Linked DNA regions of Homo sapiens: all the other regions are linked to region 6. A link is a loop called in an ENCODE intact Hi-C map of the cell type or tissue named here. Cell type or tissue: mammary epithelial cell. All regions are shown on one strand. Region 1 has its middle 110 kb from the start of LINC01685. Region 2 has its middle 130 kb from the start of RRAGC. Region 3 overlaps LOC105378657 (a long non-coding RNA gene). Region 4 has its middle 66 kb from the start of NDUFS5. Region 5 has its middle 24 kb from the start of RRAGC. Region 6 has its middle 14 kb from the start of UTP11. Region 7 has its middle 39 kb from the start of RRAGC.

Evidence for each region. A loop is a pair of places that touch in the nucleus more often than their neighbours do. Peaks named below come from ENCODE experiments on the same cell type or tissue, not always from the same donor. Only the 100,000 strongest peaks of a DNase experiment are listed, where the experiment ranks them.
Region 1: a loop joins it to region 6, with 18 times the contacts of the local background. A loop is called at or near these places in 22 of 110 quality-filtered maps.
Region 2: a loop joins it to region 6, with 2.9 times the contacts of the local background. A loop is called at or near these places in 2 of 110 quality-filtered maps.
Region 3: a loop joins it to region 6, with 2.5 times the contacts of the local background. A loop is called at or near these places in 6 of 110 quality-filtered maps.
Region 4: a loop joins it to region 6, with 8 times the contacts of the local background. A loop is called at or near these places in 4 of 110 quality-filtered maps.
Region 5: a loop joins it to region 6, with 8 times the contacts of the local background. A loop is called at or near these places in 69 of 110 quality-filtered maps.
Region 7: it touches region 6 in a loop (8-fold over the local background); 75 of 110 quality-filtered maps call a loop at or near these places.

What each region holds. Positions count from the first base shown.
Region 1 is chr1:38,585,723-38,589,722 of GRCh38, reverse strand. No RefSeq gene overlaps it. Among named protein-coding and RNA genes, the nearest start is that of LINC01685, 110 kb to the right of the region's middle. In mammary epithelial cell, a CTCF peak has its summit at 2,479; a DNase peak (open chromatin) is centred at 522.
Region 2 is chr1:38,728,757-38,732,756 of GRCh38, reverse strand. No RefSeq gene overlaps it. Among named protein-coding and RNA genes, the nearest start is that of RRAGC, 130 kb to the left of the region's middle. In mammary epithelial cell, no CTCF peak of the experiment used is centred here; a DNase peak (open chromatin) is centred at 1,616.
Region 3 is chr1:38,498,173-38,502,172 of GRCh38, reverse strand. It overlaps LOC105378657 (a long non-coding RNA gene), which reads left to right. Exons shown (of 4, transcript XR_947210.3): 2 at 2,006-2,177. Among named protein-coding and RNA genes, the nearest start is that of LINC01685, 25 kb to the right of the region's middle. In mammary epithelial cell, a CTCF peak has its summit at 1,664; no DNase peak of the experiment used is centred here.
Region 4 is chr1:39,090,628-39,094,627 of GRCh38, reverse strand. It overlaps a transcript of MACF1 not described here. Among named protein-coding and RNA genes, the nearest start is that of NDUFS5, 66 kb to the right of the region's middle. In mammary epithelial cell, a CTCF peak has its summit at 2,087; a DNase peak (open chromatin) is centred at 2,087.
Region 5 is chr1:38,833,746-38,837,745 of GRCh38, reverse strand. No RefSeq gene overlaps it. Among named protein-coding and RNA genes, the nearest start is that of RRAGC, 24 kb to the left of the region's middle. In mammary epithelial cell, a CTCF peak has its summit at 2,300 (motif pointing right); a DNase peak (open chromatin) is centred at 2,325.
Region 6 is chr1:38,025,003-38,029,002 of GRCh38, reverse strand. No RefSeq gene overlaps it. Among named protein-coding and RNA genes, the nearest start is that of UTP11, 14 kb to the right of the region's middle. RefSeq lists enhancers at 261-310, 1,130-1,681, 1,682-2,234, 2,401-2,900. In mammary epithelial cell, CTCF peaks have their summits at 300 and 2,192 (motif pointing left); DNase peaks (open chromatin) are centred at 812, 1,712 and 2,192; H3K4me3 peaks cover 158 bases; H3K27ac peaks cover 2,562 bases.
Region 7 is chr1:38,818,313-38,822,312 of GRCh38, reverse strand. No RefSeq gene overlaps it. Among named protein-coding and RNA genes, the nearest start is that of RRAGC, 39 kb to the left of the region's middle. RefSeq lists silencers at 2,782-2,949, 3,840-4,000. In mammary epithelial cell, a CTCF peak has its summit at 3,980 (motif pointing right); no DNase peak of the experiment used is centred here; H3K27me3 peaks cover 229 bases.

The sequences.
Region 1 (4,000 bases), 560 kb before region 6:
CAGTATAGATAGTTGACGATTTTCACACCCATGGGTGCCAGTCCCAATTAGTCCATCTGTGTAGTGCCCGCCCTGGGCAGCTAGAACCTCTATGCTGGGGGAGTGGAGGGTGTAGGGAGAGAGGAGAAAACCTGAACAAGGCCAGTCCAAGGCTGAGAAATACACTCCCTTGTGGGTTTGATCCTCAGGAGTCATTGTCCACAGGCCAGAGGGGAAGCAGGTTGGATGTGAGCAGCAGAGTCTTCTGAATGCTCTGATTTGGAGTTTGGCCCCTGGCCAGAGAGGTCCCCTGGCTGGGTTCCTTCCTACTGTAAAAGATTTTTCAGAACAAGATTCAGGGTGATGTAAATGAAGCCAAAGCTGTGGAGGTGAGAGGAGTAACCAGGCAGATGCCCAGGACAGTGCTCCACTCCCAGGGCCCTGGGGGAGTCTGCAGCTTACTGAACCCCTGGAGGCTTGGCCCAGAGCCCTGAACACAGGCCAGGACTGAGCTCAGAGTGACACAACAGCTTGCATGTTCTACCCACCGGTGGGAGGGGTGGGTGGGGCTCCTGATTCCCAGCCAGGTCCCAGGGCCTCTCAGTGGGTGGGATTGGGGCACAATGTGTGAGTAATGGGGGTGGTTCTCTGCCCAAGGCCAGAGCAAGACAGGCCCAAGAAATCATAGGTTCAAACCTGCCTGTGATCCAAGGCCCTTCTATGGAAGCTACCATCCTGTAATCCCAGGCCTTCTCTCTGAGGCCAGTGAAACCTCAAAGAGGTCTAGGCAAATGAAGGAAGAAGTATCTTGAACATAGAAATCACTATTGTTTCAGTCATTCTATGCCCACGACCTAGCCCATGTTCCTTTACAAATTCTGATGGGGCCTGATGTCAGTGGCCCAGGTGCAGAGAATGACCCTGCCTGGGGTATGTTGTGGGAGCTTGAAACTTCCCAGGGTGGGTGGTGGGGTTGAGAGGTTGTGGACCTGCTATGGTGAGGCATTACCACAGCATCTCTGGACAAACTGAGCCATGCAGTGGGACCAGGTCTCCCCTCTGTCCGGGGTTAGCCTTCCTTCACGGGTCATAGACAGGCGGCAGCATCTTGCCAGTCTCCGCATACATTCTCTGTGCACCCCAATTAGCAATGGGCAGAGAGAGATAGGCCATCACTCAACCAACACAGGCCTTTTGCTGGTACTTACCATGACATAAAAACTGGGACGCAGGAGGATGACCTCTGACACGCCTCAGCTGGCAGTCTCCGAGGCAGAAGAACCCACTGGACTTTGGCGATCCCAGAACTTGAGGACTGTACAGAGAAATTGATAGGGAAACCTCAAGCAACGAGAAACGTGTTTTCTCTTCATCAATGGGCTGTGAAAAAAGGAATCCCTGGAAGAGAGTTACAGGACTTTTTGAGAGAGCACTTTAGAAAGATTCTCTATAAACAAATGTTTTAGGGGAAAATATTAATTCATTTTAGAAGAGAATGTTAATTCATGGCATTATTCCCAAGTCCAAGAGTCCATATGTAATTCCATCTATGGTTGCACATAAGACATTTGGGAAGATGAGAATGTGCGTGCATTACAGGACACCAAACAAACCAACAGTGATGGAGACAGCATGCCCTGAGTTTGGAATGCCTTAGAGAGCTTGGCAGAAATGCAGGGATGTTCAGGGTTGTTTAGGAGTGGGATTACCAGACACTCCTGACAGAAAAGGATAAAGAGAAAGCATCCTTCATATGTCTGGCAGGACTTAGCAGATGGAGAGGACACATCTGGATTTCTGGGCCTGGCCAGTTGCCAGTGGCTGTTGGGGAGGAACCAATGGGAAGTCCAATGTATTTGCAAAATGTCACTCACTTATAAGGACTCAGTGAAGCAGGAGCTTCTGTAAAGTGCAGGACAATTTTGAGGAGATGGAGTTGAAATCATCGTTCACTGGGCAGTGTTCATTCTTTGGTGCTATGTAGAATACAGCTTTATTTATTTATTTATTTATTTTTTGAGACAGGGTCTCTCTCTGTCACCTAGGCTGGAGTGCAGTGGTGCAATCACCGGTCACTGTAACTTCTACCTCCTGGGCTCAAGCCATCCTCCCACCTCAGTCTCCCGAGTAGCTGGGACTACAGGAGTGCACCATTACGCCTGGCTAATTTATTTATTTTTGTAGAAACGGGGCTCCACTATGTTGCCCAGGCTGGTCTCAAACTTCTGGGCTCAAGTGATCCCCTCACCTTGTCCTCCTAAGGTGTTGGGATTACAGGCATGAGCCACGGTACCTGGCCCATAGAGTACAACTTTCTGACAAGGAGGGAGCAGAGATCTAAAAAGGATGTCATCTTTACTGGAAGATTCAGCCTCAGAGGACTAAAGACATTGAGGGGATTTGGGGGATGCTTTAAGCAGTTTGTCAAACGTTATCCTAACAAGGAGCAAACTTCCCACAGATTTGATCTGTGTCTTGCTGCAGTAGGGGCTCCTGACAGCAAGGGGGCAGCCAAGAGCAGCCCTGGGGTGGAGAGGGAGGCTAGAAATCACTGGCCCACGGACCCAGCCAGGGAACCAGGCAGAAGCCTGCAGGCAGGCATTCGGGACCGAGGAAGTCAGCACCCCAAATGACTCTGAGAGCTCCAAGACTGCCTTCCCTCTACACACTGCTGCCATCTTGGAAGGACTAGAGACCGTGCTAAGCCAGGAGGATCCTGGGAAAGGAAACCTGTGTTTTGGTTGTGGCCCAGCACATAACAAGGAGGAACCAACTGTGGTTCCTGGAATCTCATGGGTCCCCCATTCCCAGTGTAGGGGAAGCTGTCCAATTCCCAAGGTTGGCAGTTTCCATCGGGCCCCTGTTCTCTCCTTTTGTGGATGATCTATCTAGCACAGTGTTTCTCAGCCAGGGATAATTCCCTGCCCCGCCCCCATCGACACTCCCACCTCCCCGTAACCCACCCACCCACCCCGTGCTCCACTGTGCCCCATCCCCAGGGGATGTTTGGCATTGCCGGGAGATTTTTGGTTGTTACAACTTGCGGGAAGGGTGCTCCTAGCATCTAGGAGATGGAGGCCAGGGATGATGGTAGGCACGCACAGGATGGCCTCACAACAAAAAATTATCCATCTCAAAATGCCAACAGTGCTGAGGCTGAGAAACTCTGACCCAGAATTATCTTGCTGAGTTTGTTTTCAAAGGCAAGTGCCAGGCTTCAGGCTAATTTTGCCCTCAGTCTAGCCAACACCACCGTCCCCGAGGCAAGATGTCCTGGGTACTTTCTTAGAATTGGTGAGGAAAAATTACAGAGAATAAAATACGCATCATTTCTCTGACTCTCTTACATCAGGGAAAACAAAATGTAAATTAAATTTTCAATCCATTATTCTGCCACACCTTCAACCTGCCAAGCTTTGAGGTTCCTAAGGACTTCCAAGTCAATGATTTCGGTTTTTAGTTTAGTTTTTTTTTTTTTTTTTCTACTTTCAGCTTCATGCATCGGTGTGGGGATGGAAGCTGAAAGCGTGGGAGTGGATGAGATCACTCACAGAGCATTTTCTGCAGAGTGGGAATTGCAGAGGAACAAGGACAAAACCCCAAGGACTGTAGACACTTAATAAGGGGCCAAGGGGAGGAGGAGGGACAAAGAAATTCCTGAGGAAGGAGGGGAAGGAGCAAAGTGAGAAGGGGGAGGAGAATTTTATTCAAGCATATTGCACATTTTTAAAGCGCTTACTATGTGTCAGGCACTGTGCTAGAATCCAGAGATACTGGTGTGTGGGGATTTAGGGAGTTCCAAGGAAACGAGGGATCCATTCATTTATTGGTTCATTGGTTCATCCGTCTGTTCATACAACAGCTATTTATTGAGTGCCTACTATGTGCCAGGCACTATTCTGGATTCTGAGGCAGATATGTCAGTGGTGATCAAAACAAAAGTCCCCCCCTCAGGCAGCTTGCGCTCTGGTGAGGAGGATACAGAAGAACAAGGTGAAGAAACGTTGCTAAGAAGTGAATG
Region 2 (4,000 bases), 700 kb before region 6:
TGCCTTGTGGAACAGGTGCTGGAAGGGGCATGAATAGTTGCAGGAAGACTAATTAGGACACTTGCAGGGGTCCAGGTGAGAGACGATAGTGATTTAGAACTGCTGGTGACAGTGGTGAAGGCAAGAAGTGGTGGATTTAGCACTTCTATTGGAGGTTGAGTGGAAAGAACTTACTGATAGATAAGATGTGGGGGACGAGGAATACAGAGGATTAGATTCCTCCCTCCCCCAGCTGAATTGATGGTGGTACCATGCTGCAGGTGGGAAGACTTGGGGAGGAATTAGGAGTTCCATCTTGAGTACCTTGTCTGTGAGATGCATCCAAATTGATTGACAGGTTGCTAGTTACCTGATTTCCAGAGGGGACTATGGAGCTCAGTACCTGACTAAAGGACGCAGAGTCGTCCTATTTGTGGGGAGCACTAGCAAAATGATTTGCATGCATGACAATATAGAATGGGGAAAAATCTTGGCCAGCTGGTAAATTTGGCAGCACCTGAAAAAAGGAATTCAATAAAGATGAATGAAAGTTTTTAAAACCAAAGATAGAATAGGGATGGGAAGGTGGGGAGGAACATGGGGTTTAGCAGAAGTACTTTGCATTATAAAAGGAGAGGTTTAGGGACAAGTAATATGAAGAGGATGACAAAATGTGTGTGTGTCCTTGAACTGCCTCCATAATAGAGAGAGTCCTGACTTGGGGGTCAGTCAGATCTGGGTTCTAAGTCAGACACCATCGCTTACAAGCTGTATGTCTTCTGGCCAGTTACTGAACCTCTGCACACAAACTCAAAGATTTTTTCTCCCCAAAACATTGAAGTCATTAAGTAAAAACTAATTTGTTTCCCATCTTTTGTTGAGCAAAGATATATCAAGCTGCAGCTTGAAATGTCAGGTCAGCTTGAGAGAGTGTGACCACATGAATTGAAATAATTGCAGCCAAAAGCAAAGGCATTTTTCTTGAGGCACAGGTCTTATCTTGCATGAATGGGTCATTTCAGCTGTGATTTTTAAAACCTTAAGACAAGCTTCTGTACCCTTGAGGCTGTCTTTTCAGTTCCCAGGTTAGGGGCCAATGTGCCATTTCCCAAGAGCATCCCAGGTGAAAATATCTGGGACACTCACTAACCTTGACCACTTCTGTAATTGAGAGGGGATCCAGGGAAACAGAGGTGCACTCTTTCTAAGAATTTAAAGACCTCTACATTTTAGGAAGAGGTATGCAATACTTTCCATGTCTACATTTTAGGAATGGCTGTAGGAAAGGGTATTGGTCATCCCTTCATCTCCATCCATTTTTACATCTCCCTAGGAATGGGAAGAAACTTTCCATTGTGGGAACTAGCTTGGATTATTTCTATGTGATGTTACAGCATCTCGACTTAATTCCAAATCTAGTTGTTTGGTCCACGTAATGCCAAATAATGCTTGATACTTTTGTCCCTGCTTGATTTTACGGGTTGATGGCTAGTACACGGACACAGTCCATGATGAATCAGCCATGTTTCCCAATATGTTTACTACAGGCCAGTGCTTCTCAAATTTCAATGTGAACCACCTGCACATCTTCTTAAAGTGCAGGCTCTGATTCAGCAGGTCTGGGTGGGGCCTGAGAGTCTGCATTTCTGACTAACTGCCAGGCAATGCTGCATCCTGCTTGTCTGGGAATCACACTTTTAGTAGTGAAGTTGCAGAAGCCTAATCTGTTAGTAGAACACAGGTTGCTCAAGAAAAAAGAAGGAGGAAAGGGTCCATGGATAAAGGTCAGGAGTAAATGGCATACCTTACTGGCATCTTAAAGGCCCTGAGAAGTCCTGCAGGTACAAAGAAACTGTTTACTTGTTTTACTTAGGGTCAAATTCATTTGATGATGAAACATTTTTGTTGTTGTTCCCAAGGAAAACCTATTAATGTTCAGTGGAATTAGTTTTCTGTGTATCAGAATTTGAAAACAATTTAGCACGAGAGACACAGATTGTCCTACAACTATGTTGATTGTAAATGGGCCAGTATTCGACTAAGGCAGCCACCTGGGAAAGTGCCAGTGTGTGATGAGTAAAAGCTTGGGATCTGAAGCTGAGTCAAAACCTGAGGTTGAGTCTTGGCTCTCCATTTGGGGTCAGTCAACTTCTCTGAGCCTTGATTTTCTACTGTATAAAATGGGCATAATAAAAGACCCTGTACATGGACACTGTTACTATAGTTGCCTGGATTAGCAAAACAGATGATATTGAGCATCTTGGCTAGAGTGAAAAGTACTCAGGCCAGAAGAAACCCAGGAGAATAGTAATATATGAAGAACAGAAGTTTGAGCAGGAATGATCCCTGGAGACTGATGCAGAACCCTTAATTATAGATTAACTTCACTGCACAGTGGGAAGAATTCACCCAAGACCAAGGACCAATTCACCCAAGCAGCAGAGAGCAGACCAGGACCCAGAACCCTGGTCTGAGCCCACTGCCCTCCAATCCACCTTGCCAGAGCCTCACCAAGTCACCCAAAGAACCCCCTCAGGTTTCCTGTAAGGAGCTACCTTTGTTCCAAACACAGCTTTTTGGGATGAAAACAATCTTCATGCATGAAGTCCAGAATTCACGTGGTTCTTCTGTCAGCACTGTGTTTGAAGCTGTGGGACATAGCAGGAAAAGGAGCAAAGGTTTTGTGCATCAGCACCTTTCCCCTGGAGGAGCCAGGCACGGCATCCCCATCACAGCCTGGTTAGAATCCTTGGGATTACCAGGGCTTCTGTGGAAGCGGTGGTGACCCTCCTACAGAGACAGTGCCTGTGGCATCTGCAGGATGTGGTGCAGCCCGAAGAGATCCTGCAGAGTCAGGGCCAATCTTGCAGAGACTAGGGAGTGCCCCCAGCCCACCAGGGCACTTTTCCTGTGGCAAAGCCTGCTGGGTTTGGGAGCAGGAAGCTGCTGCCAGGTGAGAGGTGGGAGGGGACTGGCTGCCGGAACCCCAGCCTGGTCCTTACCCCCTCTGAATGCAGGCTAAAAGGATGAGAAGCAAATGAATGCCCCGCACTTCTCTAGCCCGTTTTCTTTTTTTCTTTCTTTCTTTCTTTCTTTCTTTCTTTCTTTCTTTCTTTCTTTCTTTCTCTTTCTTTCTTTCTTTTTTCTTTCTTTCTTTCTTTTTCTTTCTTTCTTCCTTCCTTCCTCCCTCCCTCCCTCCCTCTCTCTCTCTCTCTGTCTTTCTTTTTTTTCTTGAGACGGAGTCTCACTCTGTTGCCCAGACTGGAATGCAGTGGCGTGATCTCAGCTCACTGCAACTTCTGCCTCCTGGGTTCAAGCGATTCTCCTGCCTTGGCCTCCCATGTAGCCGGGATTACATGCGTGTGCCACCATGCCCGGCTAATTTTTGTATTTTTAGTAGAGACGGGGTTTTGCCATGTTCTGGTCTCTAACTCCTGACCTCAGGTGACCTGCCCGCCTCGGCCTCCCAAAGTGCTGGGATTACAGATAGGAGCCACTGCGCCCAGCTGTTCTGGCCTGTTTTCTATGTTGAGCCTTAGAATAGCCATGAAAGGCACCTCAAATTATCAACATTCCTATCTGAGGGGGGAAAAGAGGCTCCAAGAGCAGGATGACCTGTCCAGGGTGCTACGGGCTCGGACTTGACGCCCAGGTCCCTTTGTACTCCACCTCTTAAGCCCCAGCCTTGTCTTCACACAGTCATCTTCAGACAACCCAAGTGGGTGCATTTGCCGTGATAGCTGAGAGCTGTTACCTCCTAGCTAATTTCCTAAACACTATCTATTCCTCACCCTCTCACTCTGGGTGGGAAGGCAGAGTCCAGGGAGCATAGATGAGGTGCTAGGGTGGACAGAAGGAAACCTGGGGTCTTGGGACAAAAGGACAATCCAGGAAAAAAAACCTCAGCAATGTCCTAATCACATGATGCTAACATGGGAGGGAGCTTACAAAGTTCTTTCACATCCATTCCTCGGTTCTTATAACAGCCTCATGAGTGGGCAGGGCAGGGTTTATAATTCTC
Region 3 (4,000 bases), 470 kb before region 6:
TCTGGACCAGTAACTAGATAGGGACTGGATCAGTCAGGGCCTCCGATGTCCTACTGAGGTGGCTGGGATTTTTGTGAAAACCAGAATCGAATCACTTTATGATTCTCTGCTTAAAAACTGTACACACCATCAGAGGGTACAGCATCAGTTCTGTGCTGCATGACCTGCTTATGCTCTTCCCTTTCCTGGACCACATTTTGCTGTCCCCATATTCGTCTGTTGAACTCTGATCTATTCTCCAACAAGTGTCTGAAGCCCAACCACCTCTGAATTTTTTCCATGACTGAACATGATCTTGCCTTCTTCTCATCCGATGCTCATAGCATCAAATGCCCCTTTGAGGATGTGATGTCTCCTTTCTGTACTTTGTATTAATATTTATATCTGATTCATTTTTTTTCTTCATCTAGACCTGCACAAGGCCTGGCACATAGCAGTGGTCAAAAGTTTGCTGAACTAGAGTCTGCTTTTGACCCCTGATATGGGTTGAATTATGTTCTCCCAAAAGATATGTTTAAATCCCAACCCCTGGTACCCGTGAATGTGACCTTATTTGGAAAAAAGGTCCTTGCAGATGTAATCCTGTTAAGATGAGGTCAAATTGGAGGAGGGTGGGCCCTAATCCGATATGACTGGTGTCCTTGTAAGAGGAGACATGGCTCACAGAAGGGGGATGTTATAAAGATACAAAGGGAAGTTGGCCATGGAAAGATGGAGGAAGAGTTTCAAGTGATGCTGCCATAAGCCAAAGAATGACTGGAGCTATGCAAAGCTGGAAGTGGCAAGGAGGGACCCTCCTCTAAAGGCTTGGTAGGGAGCATGGACCTTCTAATGCCTTGATGTCAGACTTCTGGTCTCCAAAACTATGGGGTAATAACTTTCTGTTGCTTTAAGCCCTCTAGTTTGTGGTACTTTGTTATGTCAGCCCTAGGAAGTGATACCACGCTCCTTGCTTCTCCCCTCCTCTTGTCTCCCTATATTGAGCCATAGTACTGTTCCCCGGGGGTTCTGGGCCCTGACAGCCATGCCAGGGCCTGGTCCCTCCAGCTGGGCCCCTCCATGACTCACCACAACCACACATATCTCCTTGCTTATTGTCAAGGCCTTGCTTCCTGGTGGCTGGCCAATTTGTATGCCATCATTTGCTCTTGTTTTAGTATACTCTTGCTTGGGTAATAGATTTGAATTTTTACCTGGGCCTTCTAGAGACTAAAAGCTTTCACTTCCAGGAAGTGAGGAGCTATTCCAGCATCATGGAATAGCAGATGGAAGACCTGATAGCAGAGATGGAAAGAAAAAGTCTCAGAAGAAGTGACTTGGCTAAGGTCAAACCACTTTATCACGTGTTCATTAATTCAGCAGATACTTATGGAGCACCTACTCCGTGCCAGGCACTGGGCTAGGTGTGGGATATACAGCAGTGATTAAAGGTAGGATAAGACCAACAAAACCTGCCCCTACAGAGCCCAGAGCCCAAAGAGGAGGTCGCTGCTTGCTATTAATCAAAGAATCACCTAACTAGATGTAAAATTACAATAGTGATAAAGATTTATGACAGAGAGGTATATGGTGCCATGAAATCAGGATGAAATTGAGAAACTGGATGGAGATTTCAGATTAGGATGGGACTTTTTGATATGTGTGCATTCATGCCTCTGCTGTTACGGATGGGAACTGCACCCTGCCTATGGACATGGCTCCTTGTGAGCAAAAGAAAGAAATGATCTAAGTATGTTCTCCAAAGTTGTGGAAATCCCTAAGAAAAGGGCCATACACTTCTTAAAAATTTACTTATTCCTTTATTCATTCACTGATGCATTCAACAAACATTTATGGGACACCTTCTATGTATCTGGCACTGGCTAAGGGTTCTGGACACACATTCAGCTCCCTTAGCTCAAAGAACACACAGTCCAGCCAAAAAGGCAGACATATGAACAAGCAGCTATAATCTAGTGTGGTAATGATATAACACAGAGGTAGGTTCAATGTGCTTTATCTGTAGGACTGTAATCCTGTAAAAGAAGGAAAATCCAGGTACTGCCTTGAAGGAGAGGCAAATTTTCATGGGGAGAAGTGAAGTGGAGTATGCAAAGAGAAGGAGATCCAGGCAGAGGACACAGCATGGGCAAAGGACTGGAGATGTGCATATTCGTGAAGTGCTTGGGAAGTGGCAGGTAAGTTTCATGTGGCCAGGATGCTGGGTACAGAGTTGTGGGTGTTGGGAGGCCAGGGTGAAAAAGACCCAGCTTTCATGTTTCCTGTCAATTCCTTTCCTTGGGGTTTCTTGGGCAACATATTCTGTCATTTTCCACTGTGGAGTTCCCACCCATTTTCAAAGTTGTAAAAATATTTTTGGTAAATGTTCTTTTCCTTAAACAAGCCAAACTTAAGACATCACAGGGCGGGACCCACACCCATGTCTCTCCTTTTGCCCTGCATCCTAAGATGATATAGTGAAAGAACGTGAACCTTTAAGTAAGACAGTCTTGGATTCAGAGCCTGCCTCTGCCGTTTACTAGCTGTTTGGTTATGGACAAGTTATTTATCCTCTCTAAGCCTCAGTTTCCACCTCTGTATAATGGGGATACAAATTCCTACTTTGCAGAACCCAGGAAAGTGCCAGGCATGTAGTAGCCATGCAATAAATATTCTTCTTTGAGATTCTGTAACTGAAGAGACCATCAGAAATGGACCAGCTGTTTCTCCAAAGGCAGGAGTCAAGGTTGCTACCAGGTGCAGGCTGAAGAACACCATTTCCTTTTCTTTTAGTTTAAGTGTCTTTAGAATGAGCAAATGCAATGTCTTTCCCGTGAGGTCTCTTTACATCGAACTCAGTTGAGTCTTTGATTAGCACCAAAGCCTCATTTTTCACTTTCGACTGGTCTCCTCCCTTTTAACATTTGAGCTCTCAAGACGTTCTTTGTTTCTGTTGCACAATGTGTGTGTGTGTGTGTGTGTGTGTGTGTGTGTGTGTGTGTTGGAGGGAGGGGATACAAAGAGGAGAAGTATATTTTTAGAGCCATAGAGGAGCTGGCAGAAATTGAAAATAAGGTTTTCAAGTTCATATGTTTATGCTTTAGGAGAGATGTAAAAGGAAAAGCTCAGTGGCAGGCTGTATGTCCTGTTCAATATCTAAGAAGATTTCTGAGACATGCCTTCTGGCATTCAGATTAAAAGGCACCCCTGCCCACTTGCGGCCAGCCTCCCTTCCTCTTCCCTTCTCCCAGCAGGGGCAGGGGCCTGCATTTACCAGGTGGGTAGCGGCGCTCAGGGAGGAGGAGGAGTCTGGTATGTCAGTGTCCATGCTCGGGTGAGCAACCTGCTTCCTCGGGTGCTATGATCAGGGCAGATTAATCCCCAGAGGTGGTCGGTGCACAGTTAACATTTTTGCCTCTTATTTTAATTAAGGAGGGCCAGGGGATAGGGTGTTAGCATGTCTAATGGGACTGTGTGGCATGTGCTGACTGCCCGAGGAGTTTCAGTTATTAGCACTTGTTGAAGACTTTCTAGATAATTAAATACCACATTAATCATTGCTCTGAATGGACATAGATTTTTATTTCTCATCTCAACTCCTTGCATGCAGTAGGCAAAGTGGCTCCTGGACCTGGTGGCTCCCCAGCACACAGGCGGGATCTCACCCTATTCATGCCCACTTTCAGTGATTTTGTGGAAAAGAAAAGATTCTCCCAGACATTTGCCTTCGTTGTTCTGACAGCTGAAGCTCTCTTCACAGGCACATTAACATGACCTCATTAGTTTCTGCATCTACTCTTCTAACCACATAAAACGGAGTGCAGTAGGAGCCAATCATGCTAATTACATCAGATCGGTTTGCATATTCATAAACCATTTTCTGTTTTATGGACAGCAAAAATAAACACAGTATCTCTTTAATAATTTTAAGTGGGTCACTTTCAGGACTGTATCTGTTTTAAATAAATTATCATATTGTTAAAGGCCACAGTCAAAAGCTATTTTTTGAGCAGCCTGAGAG
Region 4 (4,000 bases), 1.1 Mb before region 6:
TCCTGCCTCAGCCTCCCGAGTAGCTGGGATTACAGGCATGCACCACCACGCCCGGCTAATTTTGTATTTTTAGTAGAGACAGGGTTTCTCCGTGTTGAGGCTGGTATCGAACTCCTGACCTCAGGTGATCTGCCCGCCTGGGCCTCCCAAAGTGCTGGGATTACAGGCGTGAGCCACCATGCGCGGCCCGATTTCTTTCTTTTTTCTTTTCTTTTTTTTTTTTTGGAGACAAAATTTCACTCTTGTTGCCCAGGCTGAAGTGCAATGGCGTGAGCTCAGTTCACCACAACCTCCACCTCCCGCGTTCAAGCGATTCTCCTGCCTGGCTAATTTTGCTTTATTTTTTGTGGAGACGGGGTCTCACTATATTATCCAGGCTGGTCTCGAACTCCTGGCTTCAAGCGAGCCTCCCACCTTGGCCTCTCAAAATGCTGGGATTACAGGTATGAGTCACTGCACCCAGCCAGCACCCCATTATAGCCAGTCAGTCAGAAGCACAGGTAAAAAAAATCTGAGTCTTGTGATTGGCATTAGAAGTGGAGTGGGGTGGGGCTGGGCACCGTGGCTCACGCCTGTAATCCCAGCACTTTGGGAGGCCGAGGCGGTGGATCACCTGAGGTCAGGAGTTCGAGACCAGCCTGGCCAACGCGGTGAAACCCCATTTCTACTACAAATACAAAAATTAGCCAGGTGTGGTGGCGCACGCCTGTAATCCCAGCTACTCAGGAGGCTGAGACAGGAGAACCCGGGAGGCAGAGGTTGCAGTGAGCCAAGTTCACACCACTGCACTCCAGCCTAGGCAAAAGCGCAAGACTCCGTCTCAAAAAAAAGAAAAGAATCCCTTGGCCGGGCGTGATGGCTCACACCTGTAATCCCAGCACTTTGGGAGGCCAAGGTGGGCAGATCACAAGGTCAAGAGATTAAGACCATCCTGGCCAACATGATGAAACCCCGTGTCTACTAAAAATACAAAAATTAGCTGGGTGTGATGGCGTGTGCGTGTAGTCCCAGCTACTCGGGAGGCTGAAGCAGGAGAATCACTTGAACCCGGCAGGCAGAAGTTGCAGTGAGCCGAGATCGCACCACTGCACTCCAGCCTGGTGACAGGGCAAGACTCCGTCTCAAAAAAAAAAAAAAAAAAAAAATTAGCCAGGCGTGGTGGCGCGCACATGTTATTCCAGCTACTCAGAAGGCTGAGGCAGGAGAATCCCTTGAACCCAGGAGGCGGTGGTTGCAATGAGCAGAGATTGAGCCATTGCACTCCAGCCTGGGCAACAAGAGCAAGACATCATCTCAAAAAAAAAAAAAAAAAAAAAAAAAAAGAAGTGGAGTAGGGGAATGTCTTGGGGACTGAACCCTCAAACTGTGAGATCTGATGCTATTTCCAGGTAGACAGTGTTGTAATTGAACTGGAGGACACCCCGCTGGTGTCCACTGCAGAACTATTGTTTAACTTGCTGGCGGGGAGAAGTCCCCACATATCTTGGCGTCACAGAAGTCTTCTTGTGTTGATTGTTGAGTAAGAGAATGGAAAAACAGGAACTTGCCAGGCGCGGTGGCTCACACCTGTAATCCCAGCACTTTCGGAGGCCCAGGCGGGTGGATCATGAGGTCAGGAGTTCAAGGCCAGCCTGGCCAAGATGGTGAAACCCCGTCTCTACTAAAAAATACAAAAAAATTAGCTGGGCATGGTGTCAGGCACCTGTAATCCCAGTTACTCGGGGGGCTGAGGCAGAGAATTGCTTGAACCCGGGAGGCGGAGGTTGCAGTGAGCTGAGATGGCACCACAGCACTCTAGCCTGGGCAACAGAGAGAGACTCCATCTCAAAAAAAAAAGAAAGAAAAGAAAAAAGAAAAAACAGGAACTGTGTTTTTTCCACTGACAGCGGTGTATGAATGAAATAAAATTGGCCATGAATTAATTGATCATTCTTGTTTCTGGGTGATGGGGGTTCACTGTACTATTCTCACTACTTTACTATGTTTGAAATATCCTGAAAAGTGCCAGGGCTTTGGAGTTAGGCTGACCAGAAACTCAGCACTTGAATAACTGCAAAGGGCATATTGTACATGTTGAGGGCCAGGGGGCGCCATGCACATTAAGTAATGCTGAATCCCAGCTCCATTATTTGCTCAGTGTATAACCTCAGACAAGTTACTTAACATTTCTGTTGAGAATAGCAACTACTTCCCAGGGTTCTATGAGGATTAAATGATGTATGTAAAATGCCTGGCACCCATCTAGGACTCTACACAGTGACTTTACCAGCTATTATTCACCGGAGGAACCCAGCTGGCACCAGCTCTAAGGTGCTCCTAAACTGAGTCCAGAGTTCACTCCCCAAACCACCGTCTAGATTCTTTAGTTCCTAATTCTCACCAGCTGTTCTCTCTTCATTTTCCTTCTTTCCTTCCTACGAAAGCCAAAGAAAGGAGAGCAAGAATAGATGCAAACCACCGGGAAGTGCCCTGTCTCTTCAGGTTGTCCTGGCTAATTCCTATTTCTTTTCCCAGCCCCAGAAGAAATACTATCATTGCTCTAAGCCAGGGAGGGGCAGGAGTAGAAGTGCCTTCCCTTCCAGAACTTCCTCAAAACTCTTTGGACTTGCAACGTAGCTCAGTTCATGCTGCATTCTAACGGTCTTCATAGGCAGGAGCTGGGCTCTGAAGTGCAGTCTGAGCCTAGAGCAAAGTAGCCCTAGGGATATTTGTTAAATAAGCAAGTGTGTAATCAGTGAATAAGCAAGGGGATAAATCAGCACATTCATGAATCTATGAACAAGTGTATGAGTGAATGAATGATATTCATGAAAAGAGCTAATATGTATCAAGGGCAGCCGGGTGCAGTGGCTGTAATCCCAGCACTTTGGGAGGCCAAAGCAGGTGGATCACGAGGTCAAGAGATTGAGACCATCCTGGCCAACAAGGTGAAACCCACCATGGGTCTCTACTAAAAATACAAAAATCAGCTGGGCATGGTGGCGCACACCTGTAGTCCCAGCTACTCCAGAGGCTGAGGCAGGAGAATCGCTTGAATTTGGGAGGTGGAGGCTGCAGTAAGCCGAGATCGTGCCACTGCACTCCAGCCTGGTGACAGAGCGAGACTCTGTCTCAAAAAAAAAATTATCAAGGGCTGAATATATAGCAGGTACTGGGCCAAGCATCCTACTCCCAACTACCTTATTTAATCTACTGTGCAAGTCTCTGAGGTAGTGCTCTTGCTCCCCCATTTTAACTGTAAGAAACTGAGGCTCAATGAAGTGACTAACGTCCCAGGGTCACCCAATTAGCAAGTGAGCAATGAAACTAGGGCTCCAGCTGACTCCCAAAGCCAGCCCTTTGCGTGAATGAATGGAAGAGTGAGCACATGAAGAAATGTGTGAATGAGTGGGGGAGGGCATCCCAGAGACATCCACTGAGGCCCCAGGCAGAATCCTCCCCTGACCACAAGGCAAAAGCCTGGTATCTTCTGGGGTAGGGGTGGGGCACAGCTTAAGACAGAAGCTTCAGCTCATAATCATCACCCTTCAAGTTATAGGGGCTTCAGACCTTCCCTGTAGCAGTATCCCAGATCCAGGCAGAGATTCCAGCAAGGGACACCTATTCTGCTCCTACAGGAAAGCCAAGACAGGGCTTTCAGGCTGGCAGGCTTGTAACTGACATGTGGCAACAAGCAGTGGCCGGGCCAAATCATGGCAGGCCCTAGCCACAGCAACCAGAAAAAGGAGGCCAGCCAGGCTCCATATAACACTTTAGTGATGATGGATCTGTTCACAGACCTTTCCTCAAGGGGAGGACTGCTGAAATAAAGAACAAGTGCAGCCCTAGATCCTGCTGCAGTGTCAGCTACTCTGGTGGCATCTAACCCCTGAGCCCATGAGACTGAGAAATGATGGCCTTCCACAGTCCCCAAAGTAACCAGTCCTTCCTCTGCATTCCTACCTTCAGCCTAGGCTTCTCCCATAACAAACAGAAAGGCATGAGCCAAACTGCCATTCCA
Region 5 (4,000 bases), 810 kb before region 6:
TCTATACAAACAGGTTGGGTCTAAACTAATCAGAGAAAAATAGACATTAGTTTATCAGTGGGAGGAAGACAGATTGAAAGATCTTTAAATTTTGTAATTGGACTACTTTAGAAGCTGTTTTAATTCTGAAATGGAAATCACAGAAACAGCTTGAAAAAACTCTTGTGAAACTATCTAATCCTGTCTTCTTTTTCAGATTTTGGAAACAGGTGCAGAGGGATAAGGAGCCTTGTTGAGGCTGTAGCTAGGAAGACTGTATAACTTAAATTCCAGATACTGTTGAGAGTGGAAGGGATGCCATTAGTAAGGATGCCTGAGCAGCAGGTGTGAACTGGCACTGTTGAGGGTACACTAAGGGTGGCCAGCCTCATCATAGATCTAATTAGTGGCAAAACAGGGCTTGTCCTCCAGGCCTGGCAGCCCAGCGTGGCATGCCTTTACTTGCAGCCTCCGGCCTTAGGCTCCCATTGGTTAAATGGAGAGAATATTTCAAGATGCATGTGGTACATAGATGCCCAATAAATGTTATGTTTTCCTGTTACTGAAAATTATAAATTCAGTCAGTGATTAAGGAGAAGTCTTTAATTGTGAAATAGAAAGTAAATGTGAAAGGAGACAACTCAGGATGAAGAAAACGGAGAATAAAATGATCAGGGTTTTGCTTGAAATGTTTTGCATCCCAGTGGATGTTGATCTCTACCAGTCTACTTCAAAGAGAACTAGGACAGATGGTTAAAAAATACCTTAAAGTCTTAAGCAGCAAGGTATTTTAGCTATTTCACATACCACCACCTCTCCCATTCACATTCATATATACACACACATACATATATGCATGTATATAATATCTCAATATAGAATGCTGGAGGTATTTGGGAGTTAATTTACCTTCTACATCTTGAGTTCTGTGTGGAGAAATGATTTAAAAGATAAAATCAAGCATTGTTGGAGAAAGCACTGTGTGTGAATTTTGGACTTTGGTAAGGATCTCTATCCTTTGTTTTGCAAATGCTGAAAGCCCTTCCAGTTATTCAAAAGAGATTATTAGTACCACTGTTTTCCATCTAAGCTAGTAAGTAAGCTAGTTAGTTTAAATGCTCCCCCTGTCCCTCTTGGGGGTCCCAAAGGAACATAGTCTGTAAGGGGAATGTGGACAGCAGCTGGGCATAACTGGAGAGGTTTTTTTTTTTTTTTTTTTTTTGAGACAAAATTTCGCTCTTGTCACCCAGGCGGCTGGAGTGCAATGGCGCAATCTTGGCTCACCGCAACATCCACCTCCCGGATTCAAGCGATTCTCCTGCCTCAGGCTCCTGAGTAGCTGGGATTACAGGCATGCGCCACCACACCCGGCTAATTTTGTATTTTTTCGGTAGAGATGGGGTTTCTCCATTTTGGCCAGGCTGGTCTTGAACTCCCGACCTCAGGTGATCCACCTGCCTCGGCCTCCCAAAGTGCTGGGATTACAGGCATGAGCCACCGTGCCAGGTGAGTGTTATTTGTTAATAGTAACTTCCCGGAACGGTACATTAGGATACTTTGGATACAAATAACATCCAAGAAGGACTTGAAGGGAAAGCCAACCACCACTAATTATTTTAGGTGGTTTACGTGTATTACCTTGTAATCTTCACAACTCCTTGGGAAGTAGGTGTTATATTCCTATGTTACAGAAGGGGAAATAGATACAGAACGGCTCAATTGTAAAGTGGTAGAGTTAGAATGGGAACCCATGCAGTTTGATTCCATAACCTGCAGCCGCAAACTACCACTCGACCTTCCTTTCCTAGTAGGGAGGGCGAGTTTGCTCACTGGTGTGTTTTGAAAGAAAGAAAACAACAACAACAACAAAAGGATTCTATAGTTAAGTTTTGGAAACTTGCAATCTGTAGTCTCTCTTTGGAGATTTTCTACATACAGTCAAATATGAAAGGTTCTGAGAAGACCTGCAATAAGGAAGCCTGTTTACCTTGGTTTATATCCCATGTTCCTAGGTTTATTTGACACATTAAAGAAATGCATATTCATTCAATCAGTGTGTAATAAATTCACAGTTTTGAAATGTTTTCATGAGATTGGAAGTATGATTTTTACACTGTTTTCCAAGTATCTTAATACAACCATCACCAAACTGGTTTCTTGGATGGCTAGTTCAACACCTGTCTTTGTAGGTAGTGAGCAGGAAGCATATTTAACTACTCTGTAACATTTCCTCAGTATCTTTACTCATTTAAGCCAGATGTGCTGCGAAGCACAGGCAGCTTGTCTACCTTTTCAGCCTGTTTGGTGATGGTGTCCAAGTCCTTAGTGTATGGCCTCTAGGTGGCAGTGTTGTATTATCTAAACACAGCTTCTTGCTTTCTGGCTTCTGCATGTGTGCTCTGTCCTGAAAGTTTGTATTGCCCGTATCACCTAAGTGCACACCTAACTTAGAGATCCAAAAAATTCCTGAAGTATTTTCCCTAGGATAACATTCAGGACTGATTTGAGACATCTTATTGGAAGTGGAGCAGTTGATGATTTCCACTTTTTAGTGAGGGGTTGGGTAAAACGAAGGTCATTAACATCATTTGCTTTATGTATTACTAGTTACAAAAGGGCCTTAAGACAGCTGTAGCCACATTCCTATAGCAGGCAGAACTTCTTGCTTCCTCTTCTAATCCATCTGTTGTAAATGTGTGTGGTCTTCAAGACTCCATGGAAAGAAATGCCACATATTTGAATTAAAATATCTGTTTTCACCACTTTTCTTTGTGTCAAATGAGGTTTGTTGAAATTATTTCACACTTATGCTTGAGAGATAAAATATGGCAAAGGAAAAGGCTGCAGAACCTTATCCTTCCATGGGTACTTATTTTTCCTTTTTTTTTTTTTTTTGAGACAAGGTCTTGCTCTGTCATACAGGCTGGAGTGCAGTGGCACGATCATAGCTCCCTGCGACCTCAACCTCCCAGGCTCAAGCGATCCTCCTGCCTCAGCCTCCCGAATAGCTGGGACTACAGGCATGCACCACCATGCCTGGCTAATTTTCTTTTTAATGTAGAGATGAGGGTCTCTCCATGTTGCCCAGGCTGGTCTCAGACTCCTGGGATCAGGCAATCCTCCACTGCCTCAGCTTCCCAAAGTGCTGGGATTACAGGTGTGAGTCATTGCTCCCAGCTTGTTTTTCTTTCTTCTAGAGCCATGTAATTGCTTCACAATCCCCAGCTGTGACTTTGCTCTGCAAAGACAAATTTTAGTGTAAAAAGAACTAGATACACCAGTGCATCTTCAGACCTGTTTAAAATATAATTGAGAAAATTGCAAAGGACTGTTATAATGAGGAACTGAATGGCAGGAAACTAGTTGTTCCTCCCCACACTTGAAAATGCCAGTTACTACCAACGTGTTGCCCGCAAAGTGCTGCAACTTCCACTTTAAGATTCTTACACTTTAAAATGCATCTTTTGAACTGATCAAATATATATATTTGTTATTGTGTGTTTTGTTTTGAGATGGAGTCTCACTCTGTTGCCCAGGCTGGAGTGCAGTGGCGTGATCTCGGCTCACTGCAACCTCCACCTCCTGGATTCAAGTAGTTCTCCTGCCTCAGCCTTCTGAGTAGCTGGGATTACAGGCGTGCACCACCAGGCCTGGCTAATGTTTTGTGCTTTTAGTAGAGATGGGGTTTCACCATGTTGGCCAGGCTGGTCTCGAACTCTTAACTTCAAGTGATCTGCTCGCCTCGGCCTCCCAGAGTGCTGGGATTACAGGCGTGAGCCACCACACCCAGCCTGGACTGATAAAATATTAGAAGGCATGTGGGAGACAATTAATTTGGTTTATTACAAAGTAACCTGCCGAACAGACAGGAACTTGACTTAGAGAAATGGAATATTAATTTTCTACAATATTCTTTTTGCTTTTCTTTAAAAAAGAGGTGCTGGCACACACATTTTAGCAAATTGTGAATATTCCTTCCTTTCTTTCCATGGCCTCTCTCTTATCTCCATGCAAATTGGCA
Region 6 (4,000 bases):
CAGGGCTCCCTCTCCTACACACCTATATACACACACACATACACATACACACACACACACACACACACACACACACCAGCAGTTAGCCCTGTCACTGCCCCCGGATTGTCTTATTAGCCAGAGTGGCCAGGCTGAGACTAGAAAGCCCATCCTGCCACTGCCAGCCTAGTCTCCATCTGCTATGGAGACCATCTGCCCCTGGCGGGGGGCTGGGGTGGTCTACAATGCTACCAGCCAGCAAGAGGAGGGGGTGCTGCCCCCTAGGCTCCATGTGCCAGATGGACCTTCTATATTCCACCTACCACTCCACCTCAAGAACCCTCTGCCAGGGAGGGACACCTGTCCCAGACCTCCTGGGATCAAAATAGCTAGGGAGGGGAGATGGTCCCTTCCTTCCCTGGTCCCTCGCCACCCTGAGTTCACTGTCCCATGCCCTGGCAATCCATCTCTGGGCACTGGAGACCACAGGCTTCAGAGCTGCAGGGCCCTGCAAAGGTCCTCCCCTGCCTATAAGCAGGAAGGCAGGTGCTGCCACCTCCAAAGGGGCTGTCCCCAACACTCCACTCAGCCTGACTCCAACCCCTCCCCTTAACCCCTCCATCACTGGTCTCAGTGTCTCTGAGCAGATGAGGAGAGAGGATGGGGAAATTTTCAGTGCTCTCGGGACAAGTTGTTTCTGCTATAGAAGCTGGTTTTTTTGGTTTGGAAAGGTGTTTTTTCTTTTTTCCACCCAGTAATGTGAAAACATGAAACCCGAAACCAACCCCCTACATTTGTCACCTCTGAGAGAAGCCTTTGGGGTAACTGGGAGAAAGCTGTAAATGACTCAGGCTGATTCAGGGCAGGGGGGTGCTGCCCAGCTGCCTGGGGCACCACAGTTTCATTAACCCGATCTGAGCATGGCCGTCAGGTGACAGATGCAGGGAGGGGAAAGGAAGCCCTTTCCATCCTCTGCTTACCCCTAAACACAGCAGTTCCCTTGATATATTCCTCTTGCCTAGAAAAAGCTGGGTCCTTAGCTCCGTTCTGGACGAGCCTCTCCTACCACCACGCAGGAGCACAGGGCTGGACTGTGCAACCACCCCAGCCCCAAGCAGTTTGTTCCCTTTGCATTAAGCGAAGCGGACAAGATGAACAAGGAGACCTAGGTGTATGCTTCACCTAGGAGTAGACTGGACAAGACTTCCTAAATGTGATGATGATGGATCCAGGAATAGGGAGCCAGGAAATTCCTTACAGGGAGCCTGAGAAGCAGCGGAGACGTTCTTCCCTCTGGCCAGAGCAGTTGAGGAAAGAACAGGCAGAAGCATGAACTAGGCAGCCTCCTCTACACTCCAACCTCTCAGCAGTAGGCTTGGGAAGGGAAGCTCTGCCTCCCTTTGTTTTACAGCTTCTCTCTGATCCTTCCCTGCACTTTTTGCTGAGACAGACCTGTGGAGACCTGGTTGGGTACAGAGGGCGCACCCTCTGACCCGGGGAGGCAGCTGCACAAGCCCAAGAGGCCTGCCAGGTCCACTTCAAGACAGTACTTCAGGTCCGCCCCCAATTCCTCCACTCACCTGGGGCTTTGAGCCAAGACTCCCACCCACGATTCAGCCCGCCCTTCCCCAACACCCTGCACATAAGGCTCCGGGAACTGGCACGCTGGGAGAACTTGAGCGGGGAGCCCAGCACCACACACCCACTTGCCTCACTGTTTCAAGTCCCAACAGGCCCTGGCCTCACCGGCCTCCACAGGTAGGCAGAGCGAGTCTGCATCTGTTGGCTGCCTTCCCTGCTGGAGGACGTGCAGCTCTAACTGCTCAGTGCCCCACCGTCAGCAGCATGGGGGAGAGGACAGTGAGCGACAAACAGATGCTTAAAGCTGCACGGAGGGAGACCCCTCCCAGGTCTGGGTGGAACCACCCTATGGGAAACTTGGGGCTATGTGACAGAGACCTCCCTGCATGGTCCTCACTAGAAACAGGAAGGAAAAGCACCTTCCTGCCCAGTCTTCCTCCTGGGGCCACACTCATCTCAAACTCAGGGTGAGAAAATCCCATTTCTTCATGGGAGCTCTCCCCCCTAGCATTAAATTCAATAAGCAAACACATGCAAGTACTTCCTAAGTACAAGGACACTTTTGAAAGAAGACAAGTGTGCTGGGTGGGTGGACACCAAGTCCCTGAGAAGGAATCCCAGCAAAGGGGCAGCAGCTCCACCTGCTGGGCCCTTTTCCACCCTGGCACCAGGAAGCAGTTAGAAATCAGAAAAAGATTGGCTAGGAGCAGTGGCTCATGCCTGTAATCCCAGCACTTTGAGAAGCCAAGGAGAGGTGGATCGCCTGAGATCAGGAGTTCGAGACCAGCCTGGCCAACATGGCGAAACCCCGTCTCTGCGCCTGTAATTCCAGCTACTAGAGAGGCTGAGGCAAGAGAATCGCTTGAACCCAGGAGGCGGAGGTTGCTGTGAACCAAGATCGCGCCACTGCACTCCAGCCTGGGTGACAGAGCAAGACTCTGTCTCAAAGAAAAAGATGAACTTATTCAAGAATAAAGCTAGGGCTTGACACTCTCCTGCTTTGGTGGGAAGGGCCCTAGGATGCAGCAACAGACTAAGACTGAGCCAGGCTTACTGAATTCTCTGTTGGACAGACCTGAAGGGTCCACATCACCATAGAACTGCTGTTTGGAGACTTGGTTTGTACAAGAGACCTGAGCCAAACAAGTCCTGACTCAGAAAATCCCTCCAGCTCCATAGGCTGCCCACAGCCCCCTTGGCACAGCTAGAGCAGTATGCCACCAACAGCCCAAATCACCCCTAGGCCAAAAAGGGCGGCTAAGCAAACAATACTCTTCCCTCCCCAACAAGCCAAGAGTCTAGGGTCCCACTGAGTACCAAAGCGGCAAAGCCCTGGCCAATTCTCAGAATACATGGGGCTGGGGCCTGTCTTTGCTTAGTCACAGGGACAGCCAATCTCTTTGCTTAAAATCCTTGAGTCTTGGAGACAGCACTCAGTGTAACAGCAATTCAGAACACCCAGCTCCCCTTACAGCACTCCGATTACCTTCAGCCTGGAACTCACAGTACACCAAAAGGATGCACTTTCCTGCTCCATTTGGCCTGGGAGTGTGGCTCTTCAAACGTCACTGTTTGTGCTCCTGTGCCAGACGGTGTGTAGGTATGCCTGTACCTGTTTATGAGGCCTGAGTTATATGTGCCTTGTGCATCTGTGAACATGAGATTCCATGAGGCGAGCCTACCTTCATGTGGGTGTGTGGTTCGTGAGAAGGCATTTAGGTCTATTCCCTATCCTCTCCCCCACTTTCCCACCCAGCAGGGGCAAGAGACGGAGCAGCAGCATCCAGCTGTTTGACCCCAGGATCAGACTGCTGCTTAGTCTGCTCACTCCCCTGTCTAGTATCACTATGATGAGTCCCTTCCCTGGTTTGATCCTCAAGTCTCTAAAACTTTCAGCATTGACTGAGCTCAGCACCTCCCCAGAAGGGAGTGCATACACACAATGGGAAGCATTTCCTTCCTGAAGGCAAAACCTACTGGTTTCTGTTTCCTGACCCTTCTTGCTGTTTTCCAGGGCCCCTGATTTAAATTCCACTGGGTACACCCTGAGGAAACAGGCTTCTAGTCTAGGCTTGTACAGGAAGCTCACAGTCATGGGCACTTATTAAGCATTAACAATTTTCTTTTAAAGCCTTACAATCCACACATGGCTGTTCTCCCTCCTTGGTGTAAGGGCTACGCAAGCCCCCCAGAACCCCGCTCCCTGTTCTCCCATGTTTGCTCTAAGCATGTTCAGTCCTGTCCTTACTGTCCTTGGCCTATAATCCTGATATGGGCAAACAAAGGAAGGAGAGAACCAGAGAAGAGAAAGAAGCTGGCCAACACACCCAGGGGTCCATATTCCCAGAGTGAAGGTCTGCACCAAGCTATTCTAGCCTTGGAATTGTGAGTTGGCATGGAGTGCAGAGGACAGAGACACAGCCAGGCCTATACTGATTTG
Region 7 (4,000 bases), 790 kb before region 6:
CACAAGACATTCCCATTCTCGGAGGGTCTGCTTTGTTGCAACCTCTCCATAACCAGATACATCAAAACCTACCTTTTACACTTCCTGGGGGAGTTTGAGCTTCTTCCTATGAAAAATGAATAATAAAATCCTCCGCTTTCATCCTAATGGGGTTAGTAGGAGGTGTTCAGCTTTTTATAGCTACCTAGATGATCGAAAGAGGCAGATGAAGCCATCACAAAATTAAGGAAGAGGTCATCATTAGAAGACCAGAGACCAGAGTCTTTTAAAAGCATTTCTGGTCTTAATTCAAAGTGCCTCTCTGGAGAGCTTTAGCAAGCTGAGCCCTTGGGTTTTCTCTGTTGGAACCAAAGCTTTGGTAAGGTGAGGGCTATAGCAGGCTTCTCTGCAAGGCCTGTGGAAGGACCAGTCCCTTCAGAGCAAATATGACATTTTCAAGATGGATTATCTGGTAGATACTTAGGCCTGTTTCCCTACGTCAGGCAAAAGCCTTCTGCCCTTGTGAGAAATGAATAAATGAATGAATGGGACCTCAGGTGTTTTCGTAGCCCTGCAAAATGGCTTCAGAGGTTGGGCTGGCAATTGCTGCGGACCAAATGCTCCTGGGATCTCAGCGATCAGGCAAAGTGGGAAAGCAGGAGGCCTAGCTGAACTCCTGGAAACAGCATACAAATGGATTGTTGTGTGTGCTCCTGGCTTGGACAGCGCAGCTCTAAATCTGAATACAAAACAGAGAAGATGCTCTTTTGCTCCTTTCAGACTAATGATTTTGTCCTTTTTCCCTCTCCTCCTCATTTTATTTCTTCATCTATAACATCTGCAAGAGGGCAGCCAGACTAATAAAACTGCGCTAAGCTCCTCTAATGCCAGCCATTGATCCAAGGGTGGGACCCGATTAATCAATGGGATTTTAGCGGTGTTCACATCCCCGAGGGACATCAGGCCCAAAGACATTTCTTGTCTCCGCAGAGGGGAGGAATCTGAGAACTGATGGAGTGATTCTCTAGCTGTAGATTCTGGAGGTGGTGAAAGGCAGGGTGCCAGCCCCCAGAAACAGTCTGTGGCAGTATCAGAGGGCCACCTTGGGTGTTTGATGGCTTTGCTTTGGGGATGTTCACTTGTTCTGGCAGTGACATCACTGCAAGATGTGTGGGATCCGAGGCACCTGTCACATGACCACAGACCTGAGAAGTCATCTCCTGTAACCCCTGCCATTGTGCAGTAGAGGAAACTGAGGCCCAGAGAGGGAAGGTCATACAATGAATTAGTAATACTGTAGAACTAGAGTGCAAGTCTCCTGGGCTCAGCTTTTTGCCTTCCCAGTGTCTGTAAGGCTGAGTCAGGATCAGAACCTGTTGCAACCATCAAATGGTTGATACAAGCAGTGATAGAGAATTCAGGCAAGATACAGACACCCAAACTGAAGAATTCAGTTTGAGAAAATTATAATGCATTTTAAAAATAGGCTGGATGTTCTTTTTCTTCCTTTATCTTTTTATTAACATTTTTAAAATTTGGGGCTATTACATATGTAAAAGTGCATAAAACATAGATACAATCTGACAAATAATTTATAAGCAAATACCTTTGTAACCACCACCCAGGTCAAAAATGGAGTATTGCCAGCCTCACAGAAACCCACCATATGAGCTAAGAGTCCTTTATCTCAACACTCTCTCTCCTAGAAGTGATCATGATCTTAATTTTTGTGATGATCATTTCCTTGCCTTTCTTCATAATTTTACACCCAAATAGCATATTACTGCCTGCTTTAAACTTTATGTAAATAGAGTCATACTGTGTGTGCTCTTTTGTGTCTTATTTCTTTGATCCAACATTGTGAGATTCCAACACTGTGAATTATTTTAAAGAAATCTACTAGAACACTGCCCTGTGAAGTAAAGTGTGATCCTTAACATAGCTCAGCCTAGGGTATGGGTATTGCAACAAGGGTACCCCAAAGAGGTTGTTTTTGGACTTTGTTCCTGGTTGCTCTGACCAAATATCACTTTTTTTTTTTTTAAGCTTCAGGGACCTGATTGTTTCATGAATTCCCTCAAAATATACACTAATTTAAGGGACATATAATTGTGTGTGTGGAGGTGGTGGGAGGTCCAAGGGGCAAGGGGTGGCAATCCCAGAATTCCTTACTTTGCAAAGGAGGCACCTGACTCAGGTTGTGAGCCCACTGGGAGCAGGAGTTGTTTTATCTGTCTTAAATCCCCAAGGCCCAGGATGGAGTCAGTCTATAGGCGGAGATCAATAAACATTTGTCCAGTGAACACAAGAATAAAGGTCACTCAGCTTAGGCCTCCGCGGGACGCCTGAATTTCCTCCACAGTACAATCTATGACTGTTTCCTTGGTGGTCTGATGGAGGCCCACCAAATGCAAAAAATCAGCTTGCTGGTAGAGGTAGGAACCTTGATCATCCTTGATACATTTGTGTCTTACATTCAAAAAGACCTTAGGAAGGTCAGTATTAACCAGACGTGCTATTTCTCTAGAAACTATATAAAGGGAGTGTGGGAAAGAGAAGCTTTTATTGAAAACAAACAAAGCCTGCAATGTGCTTTTGCAGGGAGTTGTGGGAGAGCTGGGTAGGGCCACTCCAGGTCTCCTGGCCCTGAGGTGGAGGCCCTGTGACCACGGAAGCTTCTCTAGGTAGCTCTGAGCCCACTTCTGGGGTCTCTTGCATGCCTCCTGTCAACTCAGGAGAGGCAGCTGAAAACTGAGCCATCTCTGCTGCTCTGGTCAGCTGGACAGGCTGCATAGTTTGAAGGAAAGTCCTTGTTTTCTACCTCCTCCTGCCTAAGATCAGTGACCCGCCCCCCCCGGGCTCCCACCTTCCCCAGCCAGGTCAGGCATCAGAGAGCTACCATGGCAGCCACAGATGCAAATGCATATTGCTTGAATTATTTATTTTATTATTTTTTTAAAGCTCACCCTTTAATGAAATACCTTAAATATGTAGGGTAGTCAAGACTCACAAGAGAAGGCTAGACTCGATCCCTTCAGCGCCCCTTCAGCGCCCCTTCAGGCTCTCAGAACTTTGATGGAAAACATCCCGGAAGCTAAAAAACTGTATTTACCTTCCCCAGCCCCACCCCTACCCCTATCCCGGACACTGTAATTTAGAAGCACGCGTTTATTTGTAGGATTATTCATCGAGTCAATCTTCCCCACCAGATGTGATTCTCACGATTGTTTTTTGACTGCCAATGGTCAGCTAAGGGTTTAGTAGGTATTTGGCGATGGGGAAGCATTGGTTGCATGCATGATGGGTGAATGCTGAGGGGTCTGACTCGGCTGTGGATGGAAGGAAAAAGACCTCCTCCACCACCACCCGGGTCTCAGTGAAGGACGGGTTGGGAGCGCTCCAACAAGAACCACTGCCTGTCCCCCAGCCCGGACCCGCGGCCAGGGAGGAGGCCCCGGGGAGCCCTGGAAGGCGCCGCGGGGAGGCCTGCCTTCCTGGAAAGCCACGCTTGGAGCTGTCTTCAAAAGCGGCGACGCAGCCCCCGGCGTTTGAGCACGAATAAATCATTAGCATTTTATTTACAATTCTGGGTTTACAATTCCTGGAAAAGGATCCTGCTGTTCAGTGCGGATTCCTGCTTTGCAGGATTTCCCCAGCGCCTCCTTCCACCTCTCGTCTAGGGGGACTGGGTTCCTTAAGACTTCCCTGGACGGGAGTGCGGTGCGGAGTGGATGGGGCGGGTGGTCTCGGGAAGGAGGGGGCGCCGTCCCTCGGTCCTGCGTTTCCCGACGACCCCGAGCAGAGGAGTTGTATCCTCTCGGTTTTACCGAGAAAGGACGGTTGATCAAAGAGGGCTGGGCGTGCCCAGGGTCACACAGCTCGCTCTGAAGCTTGCGCCTAAGTCCCGGGTCTGGGAACCCCGCCGCGCAGCCGCGGACCCGGGAGCCCCCAGCGCTCGGCCCGGCTCCGGTCCCCGACGGCGCCCCGCGTGGCCGCTAGATGGCAGCCTTGGTCTCCGAGG